2 separate regions of the Homo sapiens genome follow, and region 2 is linked to region 1. A link is a loop called in an ENCODE intact Hi-C map of the cell type or tissue named here. Cell type or tissue: mammary epithelial cell. All regions are shown on one strand. Links, peaks and the distances in the headings refer to the core of each region. The heading gives the core; the rest is flanking DNA. Region 1 overlaps GNG7 (G protein subunit gamma 7). Region 2 overlaps GNG7 (G protein subunit gamma 7).

Region 1 (10,191 bases), core at 1,444-9,443:
CAACCTCCGCCTCCCGAGTTCACGGCATTCTCCTGCCTTAGCCTCCCGAGTAGCTGGGATTACAGGCGCCCGCCACCACACCCAGCAAATTTCTTTTGTATTTTAGTAGAGACCAGGTTTCACCACGTTGCCCAGGCTGGTCTCGAACTCCTGAGCTCAGGCAATCCGCCCTCCTCGGCCTCCCAAAGTGCTGGGATTACAGGCGTGAGCCACCATACCTGGTTTTTGTTTTTTGATTTTTGTTTTCCATTGTTAACATGAAAACATCCGTAATGATCCCTAGCCCTCAGGGAGAAGCTCCCTGGGCCTGTAGTTTTCCGGGACTTTCTAACAACACCAGGGCTGGAGTGGGGTGGCCCTGGAGATGTCACACATGATACTGGTGACCTCTAGCCATTCTGATGATGTGACCTGGAGCCCACGGGCCACAGCAGAGAACCCCAGGCTCGAGGTCCATCCTTGGCCATGTGTGTGCCCGGACGGGCCGGCCCCTGCTGCAGAGCCCAGAGGGGTGGGCCTACCAGGCCACGTGTGCCCATGCACAGCAGCAGCACCTGCTATGGATGGAGGTGGGGCAGGCACTTCACATCCGAGGGCTGCCTGGGCCTGGGAGCCTCTGTCCTGGGAAGGAGATCGGCCCTGGGAACAGAGTGGGTTCCAGGAAGTAACACCCTTTGTGAACTCCCTGCACCATGGCCTCCAGCCCCTTCCATCCAAGTGGCATCTTTGGTACCCAGTGTCTGGGATGTGCTGGGGTTGGCAGAACAAAGGCCTCAAAGACATCCATGTCCTAATCCCTGGGAGCTGTGGCTGTGTCACCACACATGGAAAAAGGGACTCTGCAGGTGGGATTGAGTGAAGGACCACCTGAGTCATGAGAGCACCACCGTGGATGATCCGGGGTGGGGGGGCGCAGTGACCTCACAGGATCCTCACGAGAGGAGGCAGGAGGGTGAGAGTCAGAGAGAGACTGAAGAGGCTGTGCTGTGTCTGTGAAGGGGGAGGAAGGGTCCCGAGCCGAGGGATACGGGCACCTCTAGGCGAAAGGCGGGAAAGAGATTCTCCCCTGGAGCCTCCAGGAGGGACCAGCCCTGCCTGTGCCTTGATTTTAAACCAGTGAGGCCCATGTTGGACTCTGAGCCCAGAGCTGTGAGATGAGAAACATGGGTCGTGTGCAGCAGCCACAATGTCACAGGACACAACGAACGTCCAGGGAGCTGCCAGTGTGCGGAGAAGGGGTTTTAGTGCAGCCTGGCTGTGCATAGATGGTTGCAATCAGGGGCTTCTCAGAGGGGATGACATCGGTGGGGCTTTGCAGGATGTGTAGGAGTTTTCTGGGGGGGGGGCATGCGTGGAGAAAGACCCACCTGTGCTGAGGTGGGAAGGCCCGGTACTGCCCTCTGTTCTCTTCCTAACCCTCCTGCCCTTCAGCTCCCGAGCACCACCGTCACGAGGCCGGCGCTGCCCCTTGCCCTGGCCCGGGGCCAGGGTGACAGCATTTCCTCAGCCGGGAAGCCCAGAACTGGAGTGACAGGAGCCACGGGGTTCAGTGTCCTGGCCCGGCCCCGGTTCCCGGGCTTGCAAACTCTCACATGACCGTGGTCATCCCCCGCCCCCGCCGACCCCACCGCCGGGTGGACAGAGAGCAGCTTTTCTTTTCTCCTGCTCCCGTCACCGCGGCGACCAAACCCACACTGGCGGCGCGTCACCCTCTGTCGTCGCGGCCTCTTTGTCTGAACAAGCCGGCTCATTCTTAGGCTCCAAGCTCCGGCTGAAGGCAGCGGCGGGACCTGCCCCGCTGGTCTATTTTTCACTTTCTCGTGGGCACCTCATTCATTCCCTCTCTTTAGCCCCTTCTAAATATAGCTGCCCCGGGGACCGATTTAGCCTGAGAGCAAAGGGCCCACACTGACAGGGACAGTCACAAGGCACTATTTTCCAGCCAGTGCGGCCCTCCCTTCCATGTGGCAGAGGCCCTCCCGCCCGCAGCCCTGGGCCCCACGGCCCTGCCTTGAGGTCACAGAGCCACCAACGGTCAGAGCTGGCACGGAAGGCCCCACACACAGCCGCCCTCCCAGGCCCTGCTGGGCGACCTGGCCCTGGAGAGGCTGCAGGTGCAGGGTGGGTGCCCACGCTGGGTGCAGGGTCTCTGCATGCAGACCCTGGTTGCTGAGGGGGCCCTGGGGTTCTGTGGAGCGGGCAGCAGGTGTGGCCAGTCTCAGACCTGTCTCTTGTATTGAAGTTTCCATTTCAGTCGGGCTCCCCGGGCTCTGCGTGGGTCCCCTCTTTGGCGTCCTGGTGAGAACATGGCAGGCCGTGGGGGGCCTGCATCCCAGCTGCCAGGGGACACATCAACGCCTGATCGTTGCCCTGTGCCTTCTCACCCTGATGCCCTGTGTCCGCTCTGGAAGCTGTGTGCACCTTTCTTTTTCGTTTGTTTGTTTTGTTTTGTTTTGTTTTGTTTTTGAGGCAGAGTCTCGCTCCGTTGCCCAGGCTGGAGTGCAGTGGCGCGATTTTGGCTCACCGCAACCTTTACCTCCCGGGTTCAAGCAATTCTCCTGCCTCAGACTCCTGAGTAGTGGCATTACAGGTGCCCACCACCACTCACGGCTAATTTTTTTGTATTTTTAGTAGAGAGGGGGTTTCACCGTGTTGGCCAGGCTGGTCTCAAACTCCTGATCTCAGGTGATCCACCCACCTCAGCCTCCCAAAGTGCTGGTATTACAGGCATGAGCCACTGCACCTGGCCTTTTTTTTTTTTTTTTTTTTTTAAGACAGTTTCGCTCTTGTTGCTTAGGCTGGAGTATAGTGGCGCAATCTTGGCTCACTGCAACCTCTGCCTCCCAGGTTCAGGCAATTCTCCTGCCTCAGCCTCCTGAGTAGCTGGGATTACAGGCATGCGCTACCATGCCCAGCTAATTTTGATTTTTTTTTTAGTAGAGATGGGGTTTCACTATGTTGACCAGGCTGGTCTCGAACCCCTGACGTCAAGTGATCCGCCCGCCTCGGTCTCCCAAAGTGCTGGAAATACAGGCATAAGCCACCGTGCCCGGCCTATGTGTGCACCTTTCTGCAGAGTCTAAACCAGGGTCCCCTAGGCACTGTAGACATGGCGGCCAGATTGTTCTCTGAGGTGGGCCTGTCCTGGGCACTGCAGGGTGCTGAGCAGTATCCCTGGCCTCCACCCACTCCATGCCAGGAGCACCCCCCAGTTACGACAACCACAGATGTCGCCAGACAGCGCCCAGGGTCCCCTGGGGGACGGAATTACCTCTAGGTGAAACCCCCAGGGATAGGGGATTCCACGGACCCCCAAGAGACTCTGCGTCCCATGATCCTCTGCTGTGCTGAGGTCCCAGGAGGCTGCACACAATGAAATCCACACCGAGCTGGGAGGGAGAGAGGAGGTGAATCCCAGGAGTTGGGGGTCCCCCTGGTTCACACCATCCATCCCGTTGGGAGCTTATTCTAGTGTGGGTAGGGATTGAACCCCATTTTCCCCAAATAATTAACTCAGGGTCTTCTCCCTCAGCACTGTGGACAGTGGGGTAAGATCCTTCTCTGGGGTGAGGCTGTGCTGGGCACTTACGGTTGCTGAGCAGCGCCCCTGGCCTCCACCCACTCCATGCCAGGAGCTCCCCCAACCCCGACAACCACAGATGTCTCAGGCATCGCCCAGGGTTTCCTGGCGGGGCTGAATCACCCACCCCCCCAATTAAGAGCCACTGTTGGCCCAGCACGGTGGCTCATGCCTAAAATCCCAGCACTTTGAGAGGCCAAGGTGGGCAGATCACCTGAGGTCAGGAGTTTGAGACCAACCTGGCCAACATGGTGAAACCCCATCTCTACTAAAAATGCAAAAATTAGCTGGGCGTGGTGGGGGTGGGGGGCGCCTATAACCCCAGCTACTCAGGAGGCTGAGGCAGGAGAATCTCCTGAACCCGGGAGGCGGAGGTTGCAGTGAGCCGAGATCGCGCCACTGCACACTGTCCTCAGGGGCTTCTGTGAGATGCACTGAGGTCCTCATGGCTCCCGGGGGTGCTCATGGCTGAGGCCCTCGTGCCCACAGCAGGCGTGCAGATGTGCACATTGACGCAGGTGCCCAGGGACACAGCTCTCTGCAAACCCAGCTGCCCCAGCCACTGTACGAAGGCGACTTGTTCCTCACAGTGCCTCGGAGCCTTCTCTTCTCTCCCAAACTACTGTTCCATTTTGTTTGGGTTTGGATCTTTTCCTCTCTAAACATAACACCCTGTCTCTCTTGTCTCTGAACACTGTGTTCTCAGAAGCAGTCATCCCTCCACGGGGAAGGGCTGACGTTTCCACTCCAAGCATTGTCTCCCCTCCTGCCAAATCTGGTTGCTGGTTTTGTTGCTTGGGGTTTATTTTTCTTTCCTTTTTCGAGGCAGGCAGAGGTTTGGAGGGGTGAGAGGTGGGGGATTGCCAGACCCCCAGGAGGAAAGAGTCCAGGAGCTCTGCGAGCTATAAAGCTACTGGTTCTGGAAGTTTTAGAGCCAGATGAAGGTTGCTTCTGTTCTCACGTTGCTGCTGCAGGCCGGCCGCCCCTCCCGCCTTCAAGGCCACCTTCCCCCGGGGCTGACTCACCCCGGCACGCCGCGCCACACAAGGCTGGCTCTGCTTTGATGAGCAGACTGGAAAAGCGCAGCCGCCTCATTGTGGAGCTGCCTGGAAGCCGCCAGAGCCCGCTCTGAGCTGGAATTCGCTGAGCCTGACTTCCTGTGCCGTCAGGAGAGCAAACGCCCGCTGGCCTTAGGAGCCGGTTTACAGGAAGCAGCCATGGGAGGACGGTTTGCTCGGCTCATGGAGAAGCAGCCACCCTCTGCACGGGTTTTAATGCTGCACCCTCATCTCAGGGCTGTGAAAAGAAAAATTGCAGGCCGGGAGCGGGGGTTCATGCCCGGGATCCTAGCACTTTGGGAGGCCGAAGCAGAGGGATTGCTTGAGCCCAGGAGTTTGAGACTGGCCTGAGCAATACGGTGAGGCCCCAGCTCTAAAAGAAAAAATATTAAAAATTAGCCGGGCATGGTGGTGCACACCTGTAGTCCCAGCTACTCAGAAGGCTGAGGTGGGAGGATCTCTGGAGGCCAGGAGGTCAAGGCTGCAGTGAGCTGTGATTGCACCACTGCACTCCAGCCTGGGTGACAGAGCAAGACCCTGTGTCAAAAAAAAAAAAAAAAAGGAGGCCAGGCACGGCGTCTCATACATGGAATCCCAGGACTTTGGGAGGCCAAGGCAGGTGGATCACTTGAGATCAGGAGTTTGAGACCAGCCTGGCCAACATGGTGAAACCCTGTCTCTACAAAAAAATAAAAATAAAAAATAAGCCTGGTGTGGTGGTGGATGCCTGTAATCCCAGCTACTCGGGAGACTGAGGCAGGAGAATCACTTGAACCTGGGAGGCGGAGGTTGCAGGGAGCCGAGATGGCGTCATTGCACTCCAGCCTGGGTGACAGAGCGAGACTCTGCCTCAAAAACAAAACAAAACAAAACAAAAACCACCAAAAAAAAAAAAAAAAAAGGAAAACAGCAGAGATGATGTGTGCAGCATGCTCAGTCCAGCGTCTAACACCTAGCAGCAGCAGATGGCAAATAAGAGCTGAAGCTGTCCTGGGCTGTGGGACCCCATGCCTGCTCACCGGGGGGCCCTCCAGCCTGGAGACCCCAACCAGTCCCATCCTGGCCTTGCGTATCAGCTCCTTACACTGCATAAGAAACTACTGCATATGTGGTGGCTTAGAGCAACACGCCTGCCTGAGCTTACAGTTCTGGAGGTCATGGTGCAATGACGTCCTCTGCCCAGGGTCTCCCAGGCTGAAACTGAAACGTGAGCCGCCTGCTGTCTGACGCGAAGCTTCCAGTTGTCGTCCCCAGCTCATTCAGGTTCTTCCTGAATTCACTTCCTTGCAGTCGTAGGGCGCAGTCCCCCTTTCCTTGCTGGCTGTCAGTAATAAACATTCAGTGCACAAATGAAAAAACCCACCCCAGGCCAGGCGCGGTGACTCGCACCTGTAATCCCAGCACTTTGGGAGGCCGCGGTGGGTGGATTGCTTGAGGCCAGGAGTTCAAGACCAGCCTGGGCAACATGGTGAAACCCCGTCTCGACTAAAAAATACAAAAGTTAGCTGGATGTGGTTGTGAGCGCCTGTAATCGCAGTTACTCGGGAGGCTGAGGCAGGAGAATCACTTGAACCTGGGAGGCGGAGGTTGCGGTGAGCCGAGATCACGCCATTGCACTCCAGCCTGGGTGACAGAGCAAGACTCCATCTCAAAAAAAAAAAAAAAAAAAAAAAAAGAACACACAGCGCTGCCTCCCATGAGCCTAGCCAAGGCCCGACTGTGCACCTGCCACAGGGAGCTCTTTGGAAGGGCCGCCCTGCAGCCAGCCCCAGACAGGAGGCCCAGCAGCACTGGGTACAGAAGCACCATTTCTTCCCATCTCAGCCCTCGGCCCTGATCAGCCTTTCTTATTTTATTTTTATTTTCTTGAGACAGAGTCTCACTTTGTCCCCCAGTCTGGAGTGCAATGGTGAAACCCTAGCTCACTGCAACCTCAAACTCCTGGCCTCAAGCCATCCTCCCGCCTCAGCCTCCCGGAGTAGCTGAGACTACAGGCTTGTGCGACCACACCCAGCTTACCTTTTAATTTTTTTTTTTTTTTTTGATGGAGTCTTGCTGTGTCGCCCAGGCTAGAGTGCAGTGGCGTGATCTCGGCTCACTGCAACCTCCGCCTCCCAGGTTCAAGCGATTCTCCTGCCTCAGCCTCCTGAGTAGCTGGGATTACAGGTGCCCACCACCATGCCAGGCTAATTTTTTTGTTTTTTGTATTTTTAGTAGAGACGGGGTTTCACCATCTTGGCCAGGCTGGTCTCGAACTCCTGACCTCGTGATCCACCCACCTCGGCCTCCCAACCTGCTGGGATTACAGGCGTGAGCCACTGCCCCCGGCCTTGATTTTTTTACTTAGAGGCAGGGTCTCGCTGTATTGCCCAGGCTGGAGTGCAGTGGTGCCATCCCAGCTCACTGCACCCTCATTATGTTCTCCTGAAATTCGGCTTCGCTTCCCCAAGAACATTTATTTTTATTTTTTTATTTTAGAGACAGGGTCTCACTGTGTTGCCCCAGGCTGGCTTTGAACTCCTGGCCTCAAGCAATTCTCCTGACTCAGCCTCCCAAAGTGCTGGGATTACAGGCACGAGCCACCGCACCCAACCTGATCAGCCTCTTTTAACAGGGTCTGGGGGACTCAGGACCTTCCCTGCCGATGGAGGAACCCTCGGTAGCTCCCGCTCCCTCGCCTCTCTGGCCGCCAGGCCCAGGAGCCGCTCGGTAAAGTCCCTGTCTCTGCCAGGCCGGGTGCATTCTTGACATTCCTGTCCTTTTACGCAGGCCGCCCCGGCCAGCTCTCAGAAGCCTCCACCGGCTGCATGCTCTCTCCCTGCTGGTGAGAAGATGGCCCTGGCGGCGGCGGCTCCTGGTCGGTTTATCGAGCCGGGAGTGGCACTTTCCCAACTATGAGAACTATGCTTGGAATTCAGAGCCACCGCCAGCCTCTCTGGGTCTCGCTGTCACGGCTTCCTGTGCAGCTGGAAAACACCTCCAAGAGTGGCCGTGGCATCACAGACCTAAAAAAGGAGCTGGGTTTGCTCCGGCAGGTCTCCCCGGGAGGAGGGAAGCCAGTCTGTCCCGCTGCCCGGCGGGCCTCGCTGTCTGCTCGGCAGAGACAGGCCAGGCAGGTTTGGACTTCTCGGGATGCTCCAGCCTCAGCGCCCCCAGGGTCCCCGCAAAATCTCCAACCACCCCAGGCCTGCTGTCTGCTTCTTGGCTTTACAGCCCAGGACACCTGGATTCAGCCCACCCACCCCCGAGCAGGGGCCCACGCACCCACCCTCTGCACAGGCTGGGCACGCCGTCGGGCTAAGGGTCCCGGCAAGAATCAGTCTTAGAGCACAGGCCGAGTGTGGAGGCTCCGTCTGTAATCCCAGCACTTTGGGAGGCTGAGGCAGGAGGATCACCGGAGGCCAGGAGATCAAAACCAGCCTGGACAACATAGTGAGACCCCCATCTCTACAAAAAATTAAAAAATTAGGGGGGCATGGTGGTGTGTGCCTGTGGTCCCAGCTACTTGGGAGGCTGGGGCAGGAGAACGGCTTAGGCCCAGGAGTTCAAGTTTTCAGTGAGGTGGGATCACACTACTGTACTCTAGCCTGGGCAACAGAGTAAGACCCCTTCTCAGAGAAGAAAAAGAAAGAAAGAGAGAGAGAGACGGAAGGAAGGAAGGAGAAAAGAAAAGAAAGAAATTGAGAAAGAAACAGAGAGAGAGAGAGAGGGAGGGAGGAGGGAAGGAAGGGAGGGAGGGAGGGAGGGAGAGCCAGAGAGAAAGAGAAAGAAAGAAGAAAGAAAAAAGGAAGGAAAGAGAGAGAGAAGGAGGGAGGGAGGAAGGAAGGAAGGCAGGAAGGAGAGGGAGAGAGAAGAAAGAAAGAGAAAGAGGGAGGGAGGGAAGGAGGAAGGAAGGAAGGAGAGGGAGAGAGAAAGAAGAAGGGAGGGAGGCAGGAAGGAGAAAGGAGAGGTGTGAGTTCCTGCGATGGTGTGTATTTAGAATGCAGAACTTTAGGCCACTGGATGAGCAAGGCCTCTAGGTTGTTCTCCCTAAACCCTTTGGCCAATGAGACAGGGCAGCTGGGGGAGGGACGACACCCAGCCTCCAGCACAGAGGTCCATTCAGGGCTCCACTGGGACCGTGTCAGGTGTGTGTCCATCCCCCATTGGATATCGTATGTGTCTAAAATTGAGCTTATGGCCGGGCGCAGTGTCTCCCGCCTGTAATCCCAGCGCTTTGGGAGGCCGAGGCGGGCAGATCACCTGAGTTCAGGAGTTCGAGACCAGCCTGGCCAACATGGTGAAACCCCGTCTCTACTAAAAATACAAAAATTAGCCAGGCGTGGTGGCGGACACCTGTAATCCCAGCTGCTCGGGAGGCTGAGGCAGGAGAATCGCTTGAATCAGGAAGCAAAGGTTGCAGTGAGCCGAGATCACGCCTTTGTACTCCAGCCTGGGTGACAAGAGGGAAACACCATCCAAAAAAAAAAAAAAAGTTGGTATATATGTTTATTTCTCAGTTTGTGAAAATATCCTTAATTTATTGTCGTCACAAACAAATTTCAATTCTGATTACTATGCAAGGAAAAAACAGAAGATAATCTGCTTTGCAACGCAGTTTATAGTTCATTTGTTTACAGGAACATGCAATATATGAAAAATTACTAACTAAACTACAAGTATTAAATACCTAAATTAGTTAACAGTTTATTATAATTTATTTAACAATCTAGGGCTGGGTGCCGTGGCTCACGCCTGTAATCCCAGCACTTTGGGAGGCCGAGGTGGGCAGATCATGAGGTCAGGAGATCGAGACCATCCTGGCTAACACGGTGAAACCCTGTCTCTACTAAAAATACAAAAAAAAATTAGCCGGGCATGGTGGCGGGCGCCTGTAATCCCAGCTACTCGGGAGGTTGAGGCAGGAGAATGGCTTGAACCCAGGACGCAGAGTTTGCAGTGAGCTGAGATTGCGCCACTGCACTCCAGCCTGGGAGACAGAGTGAGACTCCGTCTCAAAAAAAAAGAAAAAAAAGAAAAATATATATATCTAGGAAGTCTGAAGCCATCAGCACTTCCAATGCAGTGAGGAATTCAGGAATCTCAGTGGAGCTGTTAGAGTAGTGAACCTTGTAAGTAAAATATATGCATGCCTTTCTATTGTGTTTTTTTAAAGACAGGGTCTTGCTCTGTTGCCCAGGCTGGAGTGCAGCGGTGCAATCATAGCTCACTTCAGCTTCCAACTCCTGGGCTCAAGCAGTCTTCCTGCCTCAGCCTCCCGGGTAGCTGGAACTACAGGTGTGCACCACCATGCCAGGCTAATTTTTTTTTTTTTTTTTTTTTGCAGAGACGGGGGTCTCACTATGTTGCCCAGGCTGGTCTCAAACTCCTGGCCTCAAATGATCCTCCAGCCTTGGCCTCCCAAAGTGGTAGGATCACAGGCATGAGTCACCACCACTGCTGATGGCCTGACGCATGCTTTGGATAGCATCGTGGAGGGATCTCTCTAAAATTGACCTGGTCGGTTTCATTCTCAGCAGACTGACCTGGGCCACTCAGCACGGCTTTCCTTAT
Region 2 (10,191 bases), core at 1,456-9,455, 81 kb before region 1:
TCCAGTTGTTCACCTCAAGTCTTCAACTTTCCCCAAAGTTCTTTGCTGTTTTCTCTGTGCCTTGCACAGAGCCTGATGCATAGTACGTGCTCCTTGGGGGCCACTTTGTGTGTGTTTCCTACTAATGGCACCTACAGCAGCAATGGCCACCATGTCTTTTACAGCTACAGTCCTAGGCAGAATTCCAAGATGGCGCCCAAGACCCCCACCGCCTGGTGCCCACATCTTATCTAATCCCCTGCACTTGAGGATGGGCTGGACCTGCGAATACGATGGGGTGTCACTCCAGTGGTTAGGTTAATGCAGTTAGGTCGTGTGTTCGGTAAAGGGATTTTGCAGATGCGACGAAGATTCCTAGTCAGTTGACCTGAGCTCATCAAAAAGGAGACATCCTGGGTGGGCCTGACCTCATCAGGTGAGCCCATAAAAGAGACCAGAAGCACATCCCGAGGTGTCAAATTCAGAGAGACAGAAGGGAGAATGGTGGGTGCTAGGGGCTGGGGGAGGGAAGAGGGGAGCTGTTGTTCAGTGGATACAGTGTCTCAGTTTTACAAGATGGAAGGTTCTGGAGAGCCATTGCACAGCAGTGTGAGTATACTTAACATCACTGAACCGTACACATAAACGTGGTTAAGATGATCCGTCTTATGTTATATATATATATACACACACACACACACACCACAGTTGAAAGAAAGAGAGAAAGGGAAGGGGTTTCTTGCCTTAAAGAAAGCAAACAGCTATGTCGTGAGCTGCCTGTGGAGGGTCCATGTGGCAGACACCTGAGAGTAGCCTCTAGGGGCTCAGAGCACTCACATCCAACAGCCAGTAGGTAAACAGGGACCTCATTCCTAGAGCTGCAAGGAAATGAATTCTGCCGATAACCAAACTAGCTCAGAAGAGGACCCCAAATTCCAGATGACAACTCGGCCCAGCCCATACCTTGATTTTAGGCTTATAAGACTCTGAGCGGGGGACCCAGTTAAGCCAGACTCTTGACACACAGAAGTTGTGAGATGGCAAATGGTGTCTTTGTTGCCGCTGTTGTTACTCAGCAGTAGCTGACTCATACACTTGCCGTGTTGTTTGCCATGTTGAGATTGAGATAATGATCTCCACTTCACATAGGAGAAAACAGTAGCTGAGAGGGGCTGACGTGCCCAGGGTCACATGGCAACTGTGTTGTGATCATCACATTAACTGTGCCTGTCACCTGGGCCGGACCGTCACCTCCTTCATTAAGATCAGGGATCTGGTCCAAGTCTTCACCAGATGTTTACTGAGTGAGTGAAAGAAACAAAGAATGAAGGTGCTGGGACCGATCCTCACCTGACCTCCTGCACACAGGTGAGTCTGTGTCTGCGACCAGGACCAGTGACACCATAGGACACTGAGTGAAATCTCGAGAACATAACTGTGAGGCTCAGAAGGAGTAGTCAGCACATGCAACTCCCCGGGCTGAGTCAGCTGCCGGTGTTGAGGTCGGAGCTGATCAGCCTCCTGGAATGTGACATGCTGTACCCTGACTAATATTCCGGCTGAATCAGAGCTTTGCTCGTAATGAGAGGCAAGTCTCGAGCCAGTCACCCTCTGGCCCATGTGAGACTGGGAATTCAGAATCAGCCGGGAGTGACAGAAAGCCAGGTCTGGCTGGCACGCCTGGGTGGGTGTTTACAGCACGCGGGCTGCCAGCTGTGACCAGCTCTGAAGGGAGCCAGGGCCAGAGGATGCAGGTGCAGAGGACAGGCGCCCGGAGGAAGTGGGAGGAGAGGCGGCCACAGGGCTGGGGCCCCACTCTGGGTGCCCCTGGAGCCATGCAGGGGGTGGGTTCACCCCCTTACCGCCATTTAACATGTGAGGTGGATCGTTCTCTGGGGTGGGTCATCCTGGGCACTGCAGGGTGCTGACAGTGTCCCTGGCCTCCACCAACTCCATGCCAGGAGCACCCCCAGTCATGACAACCACAAATATCCCCAGACATCACCCAGCGTCCCCTGGGACAGAAACACCTTGGTTGAGACCCTCTGGGATAGAAGATTCCACAGACCCCAAGAGATTCTGCATCCCATGATCCTCTGCCCTGCGGAGGTCCCAGGAGGCTGCACACATTGAAATCCACACCTGAGTGGGAAGAGAGAGAGGAGATGAGTCCCAGGAGCTGGGGCTCCCGGGTTTATGCCGTCTGCTCCATCTGGAGTTTATTCCAGTGTCTGGTGTGAGTAGGGAGGACACTCAGTTTATTCCCAAATAATTAAAGCAGGTCTCTCCCCCTGGGCACTGTGGACACTGACACTGGACTGTTCTCTGGGGTGAGGCCGTCCTGGGCACTGCAGGGTGCTGAGCAGCATCCCTGGCCTCCACCCACTCCATGCCAGGAGCATGGACCGATGTGAGGGAATATTAGTCAGGGAAGGTCCCACTTCCCTCCGTCATGACAATTACAGATGTCCCCCGACACCGCCCAGTGTCCCCTGAGGGGACAGAATTACCCCAGTTGAGACCCTGATTGAGTGAACCGATGAAGACAACACCGCCCAAGAGTGAAAGCAGGTGCCCACACCAGGAGCTTTGTTCGGGAATTCAGGGAGGGCTTCCTGGAGGAAGTGACATGAGTTGAGTGTTGCTAGTGCCCTGAAGGTGACAGGTGGGGTGGGGGATACAGGTGCAGAGATGGTTCCAGGACCTTGAAAAGGTGAGAGGGAGGGAGTGAGGAGGCCGCACGGCAGAGGCTGCATTTTATCCCGAGGGCAGGAGGGAGCCATAGCGGGTTCCGGCTCCACCCATGACAACAATCAATTGGTTTGGGTCCAGCCTCCCTGTGTGACAGATTAGGAAACTGAGGCACAGAGGGGGTGAGAGATGCCCCAGCCTCCTGTGGGTGGCAGAGATCCCGGTGGGTTTCCACGGTGCCGCTGGTCAGGCTGGTTTGGGGCAGGGGGCCGGCTTCAGGCCTGGGGCGGGAGCAGCATCAGCTTCACGTTCCCGCTGGAGACACGGGGTCAGGTGGGCACCCGCGGTCACTCTCTGCTTCTGTTTGGTAAAATGGGGGGTGATCACCACCCCTGCAGTCCAGGGTTGCTGCAGGGAGTAAATGAAATAATCAGGCCGGGCGCCATGGCTCACGCCTGTCATCCCAGCACTTTGGGAGGCCGAGGCGGGTGGATCACCTGAGGTCAGGAGTTCGAGACCAGCCTGGCCAACATAGTGAAACCCCATCTCTACTAAAAATACAAAAATTAGCCAGGCGTGGTGGTGGGCGCCTGTAATCCTAGCTACTTGGGAGGCTGAGGCAGGAGAATCGCTTGAACCCGGGAGGCGGAGTTGCGGTGAGCATCAGTGAGCAGTCCAGCCTGGGCGACAGAGTGAGACTCCGCCTCAAAAACAAAACAAAAACAAAAACAAACAAAAAACCCCAAAACCAAAATAATCAGCTCTGAAGTCCTTGTCTTGTGCCCAGCACGGTGAGGGCGCTACCTGCTCACCCTCTCACACCCTCATCTCCTCTCTGACCCAGCTTCCTCCTCCCCAAAGACTCTGCCCTTCACTGGCTTCCCTGGCAACCATGGAAACACTGGGAGGGGCATGGGTGACCCATGGCCCTTCTACAAGTTGGTGGCAGAACCTTGGTTCTCTGCTTCCTGATCCCCGTGACCGAGGAGAAGAGAGAAGTCTGGCTAATCTGGGAGCAGTGGCTCACGCCTGTAATCCCAGCACTTTCAGAGGCCGACATGGGAAGATCGCTTGAGGCCGGGAGTTTGAGACCAGCCTGGGCAACAGAGACCCCCCTCTATTTCTGCAAAAAATAAAAATAAAAACCCTGGCTGGGCACAGTGGCTCACACCTATAATCCCAGTGCTTTGGGGTGCTGAAGTGAGAGAATTGCTTGAGGCCAGGATTCAGGACCAGGCTCAGTAAAAGAGTGAGACCCCCTTGTCTACAAAAAAATTTTTAAAAATTAGCCGGGTGCAGTGGTGTGCACCTGTATTCCCAGCTATTCGGGAGGCTGAGGCAGGAGGATTGCTTGAACCCGGGAGGCGGAGGTTGCAGTGAGCTGAGATCGCACCACTGCACTCCAGCCTGGCGACAGAGCAAGATCTTGTCTCAAAAGAAAGGAAGAGGTCTAGAGGCCCCAGGGGACAACACATGCACCCTCGGCACAGGGCCCGAGCCCCCAGGGAGGTAAACCACAGGCGTCCACCCCTGCCTGGGGTCCGGCTCTGCACCCACAAGGAAAGGTGACAGCCAGGAGATGGCTTCTGTGCCCTGAGCTGACCTTGTCTTCCTGTCTCAGGGCAGGAGTGGCCCAGCCCACAGCGTGGAATTCTGCAAGCTCAGTAAACACCCTGGAGCCTGTGGGATGGGCTGGAGGGGCTCGGGCCCCTGTGCCCGCCTGCCCTCTGCCTGGGGGTAATTACCAGAAAGCCTCCCTCCTTCCCTCCTTCCCAGAAGGCACTGCTGGGCTCAGCCTCCTGCAGGTCAGGAGCTGCTAGGAATAGCCGCCAGGGCTGGCAACAGGTCACAGTCACTGCTCCGGAGACGAGAGGCCTGCTGTGCTGTGGCACCACCGGCAACCAGACAGAGGTGGAGCTCTGCCTGAGAGCCACTGGAGCACCTTTCTTTCTTTCTTTTCTTTTTTTCTTTTTCTTTTTTTTTTTTTTTTTTGAGACGGAGTCTCGCTGTCTCCCAGGCTGGAGTTAAGTGGCACAATCTCGGCTCACTGCAAGCTCCGCCTCCCGGGTTCTCGCCATTCTCCTGCCTCAGCCTCCGGAGTAGCTGGGACTACAGGCGCCCACCACCACGCCCGGCTAATTTTTTTTGTATTTTTATTGGAGACGGGGTTTCACCATGTTAGCCAGGATGGTCTCGATCTCCTGACCTCGTGATCCTTCCACCTCGGCCTCCCAAAGTGCTGGGATTACAGGCGTGAGCCACCGCGCCCGGCCCTTTCTTTCTTTTTTTAATTGTGGTAAAATATATGAAACATAGTATTTACCATCTTAGCCATTTCTAAGGGCTCAGTTCAGTGGCATTAAGCACATTTGCATGGTGCTGCACCCATCACCACCGTCATCTCCAGAACTTTCCATCTTCCCAGACTGAATCTCTGTCCCCGTGAAACACTTGCTCCCCGTCCCCTTCCCAGCCCTTGGCACCCCCCATCCTGCTTCCCTTGTACTGTTCGCTCATGTTCACAGCAGCCAAAAGGTGGAAGCAACTCAAGCGTCCATCAACAGATGGACTGTCTCTGTGAATCTGACGGCTCTAGGGACCTCCTAGGCGTGCAGTCACACAAGATTTGTCCTTTTCTTTTAGATGCAGTCTCGCTCTGTGGCCCAGGCTGGAGTGCAGCGGTGCGACCTCGGCTCACTGCAACCTCCGCCTCCCAGATTCAAGCAATTCTCCTGCTTCAGCCTCCTGAGTAGCTGGAATTACAGGCACCTGCCACTATGCCCGGCTAATTTTTGTATTTTTAGTAGAGATGGGGTTTCACCACATTGCCCAGGCTGGTCTCCAACTCCTGACCTCAAGTGATCCACCTGCCTTGGCCTCCCAAAGTGCTGGGATTAAAGGCGTGAGCCACCACACCTGGCCAATTTGGTTTTTTGTGTCTGGGTTCTCTCACTGAGCGTGACGTCCTCAAGGTGCATCCGTGTTGCAGCCTGTGTTGGGATTCCCTTCCTTTTCATGGCTGAGTAATATTCCATCATACAGATGCACCATGCTGTTTATCTGTCCATCTGTTGATGGACGCTTGGATTGATTGCTTCCACCTTTTGGGTGCTGTGAACATGAGTGAACAGTACAAGTATCTGTCCGAGCCCCTCCTTGCAATTCCTTTGGGTAAGGAACACCTTGTTTATTTGTTTTCTTGAGACCTGGTCTTGCTCTGTTGCCCAGGCTGGAGTGCAGTGGCACGATCACAGCTCACTGCAGCCTCAAATGCCCATGCTCAAGCGATCCTCCCATCTCAGCCTCCAAAGTAGCTGGGACTACAGGTGCACCACCACGCCTGGCTAATTATTTTTTTGTAGAGATGGGGTCTGGCTATGTTGCCCAGGCTTGGAACACCCCGTTTGTTCTGGGTTTGATACTACAGCCCAACCTGTGGTCACCTTTTTGCCTCCTGGGACACAGAAGAGCTCAGACTGAGCCTGGGTGTTGAGGACCTTAGCCGGAAAGTGGCTTCTCCCTCACCCACCCTCACTTGGCCACACACCCCCAGGAAGAAGGACCAATGTTTTCTATCAGTGGCCGTGCCCGGGGTGTCAGAGCTCTAGTGGTATAAATGATACACGGTGAAAGTGAAAACAAAGCCCTCCTCTCTGCCACGTTGCTCTCGCATTGAGCTCCCTTTCCCGGAAGCCCCCTCTCTGCCGCGTTGCTCGCATTGGGTTCCCCATCCCGGAAGCCTCCCTCTCTGCCGCGTTGCTCGCATTGGGTTCCCCATCCCGGAAGCCTCCCTCTCTGCCGCGTTGCTCGCATTGGGTTCCCCTTCCCGGAAGCCCCCTATCTGCCGCGTTGCTCGCGTTGGGTTCCCCTTCCCGGAAGCCCCCCTCTCTGCCGCGTTGCTCGCGTTGGGTTCCCCTTCCCGGAAGCCCCCCTCTCTGCCGCGTTGCTCGCGTTGGGTTCCCCTTCCCGGAAGCCCCCTCTCTGCCGCGTTGCTCGCATTGGGTTCCCCTTCCCGGAAGCAGCTGGTGTTGCCAGTTTCGGGGGCTTTCCCTGGAGATGGGCTGAATCCCCAGCCCTCATTACTGACCATTGACTTCTGCAGGGCTTATCCCGCACCCTTTGCAAGCTTAAAAACCACCAGGAGCCGGGCGCGGTGGCTCATGCCTGTAATCCCAGCACTTTGGGAGGCCGACACAGGCGGATCACAAGGTCAGGAGATCGAGACCATCCTGGCTAACATGGTGAAACCCCGTCTCTACTGAAAATACAAAAAATTAGCCGGGTGTGGTGGCGGGCGCCTGTAGTCCCAGCTACTCAGGAGGCTGAGGCAGGAGAATGGCGTGAACCCGGGAGGCAGAGCTTGCAGTGAGCCGAGATCTCGCCACTGCACTCCAGCCTGGGTGACAGAGCAAGACTCCGTCTCAAAAGAGAGAGAAAAAAAAAAAAAGTTGATGAGGGTTTTGGGCAGGCAGAGGGAATCGAACTCACTCCTCCGTGGTGATCAGCATGAAGGAAGGGGAGAGAAAAGGGGCAGACGAGCCTCTTGTGGCTGCCATAACAGGTGACCACAGACCCGGAAGTATCAATCCGCAGACGTGTGTCCTCTCACGGTTCTGGAGGGCAGAAGTACTAAACCAAGCTGTCTGCAGAGCTGTGCTCCCCTGGGCGCTACAGGAGAGGATCCTTCCGCGTCCTCTGGCTTCTGGGGGCTCTGGCAAACCTGGCTTGTGCTTACCGTCGAATTGCTCCAGTCTCTGCTTCTGTTTTCTGCTGTCTCTCTGTGTCTCCTTCTTTGTTTTTGTTTGTTTGTTTGTTTGTTTGTTTTAGATGAGGTCTTGCTCTGTCACCCAGGCTGGAGTGCAGTGGTGCCATCTTGGCTCACTGCAACCTCTGCCTCCCAGGTTCAAGCAATTCTCCTGCCTCAGCCTCCCGAGTAGCTGGGATTACAGGCGCGCACCAACACGCCCGGCTAACTTTGTGTTTTTAGTAGAGATGAGGTTTGTCCATGTTGGTCAGGCTGGTCTCGAACTCCTTATCTCAGGTGATCTGCCCACCTCGGCCTCCCAAAGTGCTGGGATTACAGGAGTGAGCCACTGTGCCCAGCCATTTTTCTTTAATTAATTTTTTGTGTCTGGAGTCTTGCTGCTGTGTTGCACAGGCTGGAGTGCAGTGGCAGCATCATAGCTCACTGCAGCCCTGAAATCCTAGGGCTCAAGCAATCCTCCCGCCTCAGCTTCCCGAGTAGCTGGGACCACAGGTGTGGACCACCACATCCAGCTTCAACATAAGTTTTAAGCAAATGCAATTAGTCCGTAACAGTCATTTTCCGAGGTTCCCCGTGGACAAGAATTTTGAAGGGACGTCACTAAACCCCTTGCAAGGGAAGTGAGCTTTACTCAGGTCTCAGGAAGCTCCTGGGGTGTGCAGGAAGGGGCGAGGTCACCCCAGGAGGAAGGCGCTGTGCTAAGGAAAGGTGACTGTTGATGGGGCCCCCGTTTGCAGAAACCTGTATGAGTCGTACCACCTCTGTGTAATCTGCCACCTTCAGAGCGCCTGCAGGAAGGCGGCCACGTCACCCCTTTTATAAATGAAACTGGAAGCTCAGGCTGGGAAACCCAAGGTCACAGAACCCAGCCTCAAAGGCAGCCAGCATTTCCACCGCAGGAGTCTGTTCTCTGCACAGAGCTGTCTTGCTCTGTTGCCCGGAGCCAGAGTGCAATGGCACGATTTCGGCTCACTGCAACCTCCACTTCCCGGGTTCAAGCAATTCTCCTGCCTCAACCTCCCAAGTAGCTGGGATTACAGGCGCACAACACCACGCCCAGCTAACTGGCCGACCCACGTTGGCTGGGGGTGCTGACGGCATAAGCTCACCCCTAGGTCCCTCTAGGGTGGCCGATGACAGGACCCTAAGAAGCTCACCCCCAGCTGGGATGTTTCGTTGAAAATCTTCTCTTTTGCCTTTAGTTGCTTGAAAACATTGGACTCATACCCAAGAGCTTTCTAATTGGTTTCGATAGGAAACGGTTCTGAGGTTTCGCCTTTTTTAATATCCTGTTGGTCTGAGACTGGAGTGGCCCCTGGGGTGGCAGGTTTCCCGGTGCATGGGCCCAGCTCTGGTGTGTGGGTTGGGGGATCAGGACAGAGGTTTGTGAGGGGGGCAGTGACCTGCCTGCAGAGAGAGGGGTCGGGACGACGGCCTGTAGCCAGGGTGCAGGGGGATCTGCCTTTCTTTCATTCTACAGGGTCCTCTCCTCTCCCCTCCCCTCCCCTCCCCTCCCCTCCCCTCCCCTCTCCTCTTTTCTTTTCTGTTTTTGAGACAGAGTTTTGCTCTTGTTGCCCAGGCTGGAGTGCTATGGCGCGATCTCGGCTCACTGCAACCTGCAACCTCTACCTCCCGGGTTCAAGCAATTCTCCTGCCTCAGCCTCCCAAGTAGCTGCGAATACAGGCGCGCACCACCATGCCTGGCTAATTTTGTATTTTTAGTAGAGACGGGGTTTCTTTATGTTGGTCAGGCTGGTCTTGAACTCCCGACCTCAGGTGATCCGCGCCCCCCCCTCGTCCTCCCAAAATGCTAGGATTAGCTTTATTGAGATATAACTGACACAGCGTAAAACTCACCCTTTAAAAATGTGCAGCTCAGCGGTTTTTACATTCACAGAGTTGTGCAACCATCTCCTTTATCTAATTCCGGAACATCCTATCACCCCCAAAAGAAGCCCTGTCCCCCATGAGCAGTCACTCCCCATCTCCCCCCGGCAGCCCTGCCACACACGCATCCCCTCCCTGTCCCCATGGATGGGCCTGTCCTGGACATTTCGTAGAAATGGGATCACACACTGCGTGGCCCTCTGTCTCTGGCTCCTTTCATAGAGTGTGATGTCCTCAAGGTCCATCCACACTGTGGCCGGCATCAGAGCCTTGTTCCTTTTCATGGCTGAGTCCTGCTCCATGGTGGCGTTTGCTGTACCAGGTGGGACAGAATGGACATTTCAGTGGTCCTCCGATGTCTGACCTTGCCCTTCACCCTGATTAGGGCTCAGCCTTACTATAAACAAATACTTGCTATGAACTTACTATGTGCGAGGCCTGGGGTAGCAAACTTTTCTGCAGAGATCCAGATGGCAAATGTTTTAGCCTTTGCAGGCTGGACAGTCTCTGCCTGCCATTGTAGCGGGAAAGCCACCACAAGCAATATGTCAACAAGTGGGTGTGGCCGTGTGCCAATAAAACTTTATTTACAAAAACACACAGTCAGCTAGATGTGGTCCAGGGGCCGTAGTTAGCTAACCCCTGGCTTAGGACAAAGGTTCTCAAACTCTCTGGTCCTGACGATTATTCCAAGGAGCTTTTGTTTATATGCCTTCTACTTACGGATATTTGTTGAATTTGAAATCAAAACTGAGAAAATGTCAATCAAATAGGTATTCATTCATTTTAAAATAGCAATTATAAGCTCTCAGGGTAGCCAGAATGACATTTTTTGTTTGTTTGTTTTTCATGGATAGTAACCGTTTTCT

The links. Hi-C counts contacts between places; a loop is a spot of excess contacts. Peaks named below come from ENCODE experiments on the same cell type or tissue, not always from the same donor. Only the 100,000 strongest peaks of a DNase experiment are listed, where the experiment ranks them.
Region 2: it touches region 1 in a loop (2.8-fold over the local background); 19 of 110 quality-filtered maps call a loop at or near these places.

The regions. Positions count from the first base shown.
Region 1 is chr19:2,538,230-2,548,420 of GRCh38, reverse strand. All of the region lies in intron 3 of GNG7 (G protein subunit gamma 7), which reads left to right. It also overlaps the pseudogene ELOCP28. Among named protein-coding and RNA genes, the nearest start is that of GADD45B, 67 kb to the right of the region's middle. RefSeq lists enhancers at 716-1,660, 2,506-2,645, 3,179-3,228, 3,309-3,358, 2,754-3,572 and 5 more and a silencer at 4,119-4,208. In mammary epithelial cell, for the core only: CTCF peaks have their summits at 4,703 and 7,471; DNase peaks (open chromatin) are centred at 4,680 and 7,460; H3K4me3 peaks cover 438 bases; H3K27ac peaks cover 2,552 bases.
Region 2 is chr19:2,619,000-2,629,190 of GRCh38, reverse strand. All of the region lies in intron 2 of GNG7 (G protein subunit gamma 7), which reads left to right. Among named protein-coding and RNA genes, the nearest start is that of MIR7850, 6.6 kb to the left of the region's middle. RefSeq lists enhancers at 1,011-2,210, 4,021-4,270, 7,015-7,214, 8,094-8,393, 9,726-10,020. In mammary epithelial cell, for the core only: a CTCF peak has its summit at 4,479; DNase peaks (open chromatin) are centred at 1,540 and 8,240; H3K27ac peaks cover 2,117 bases.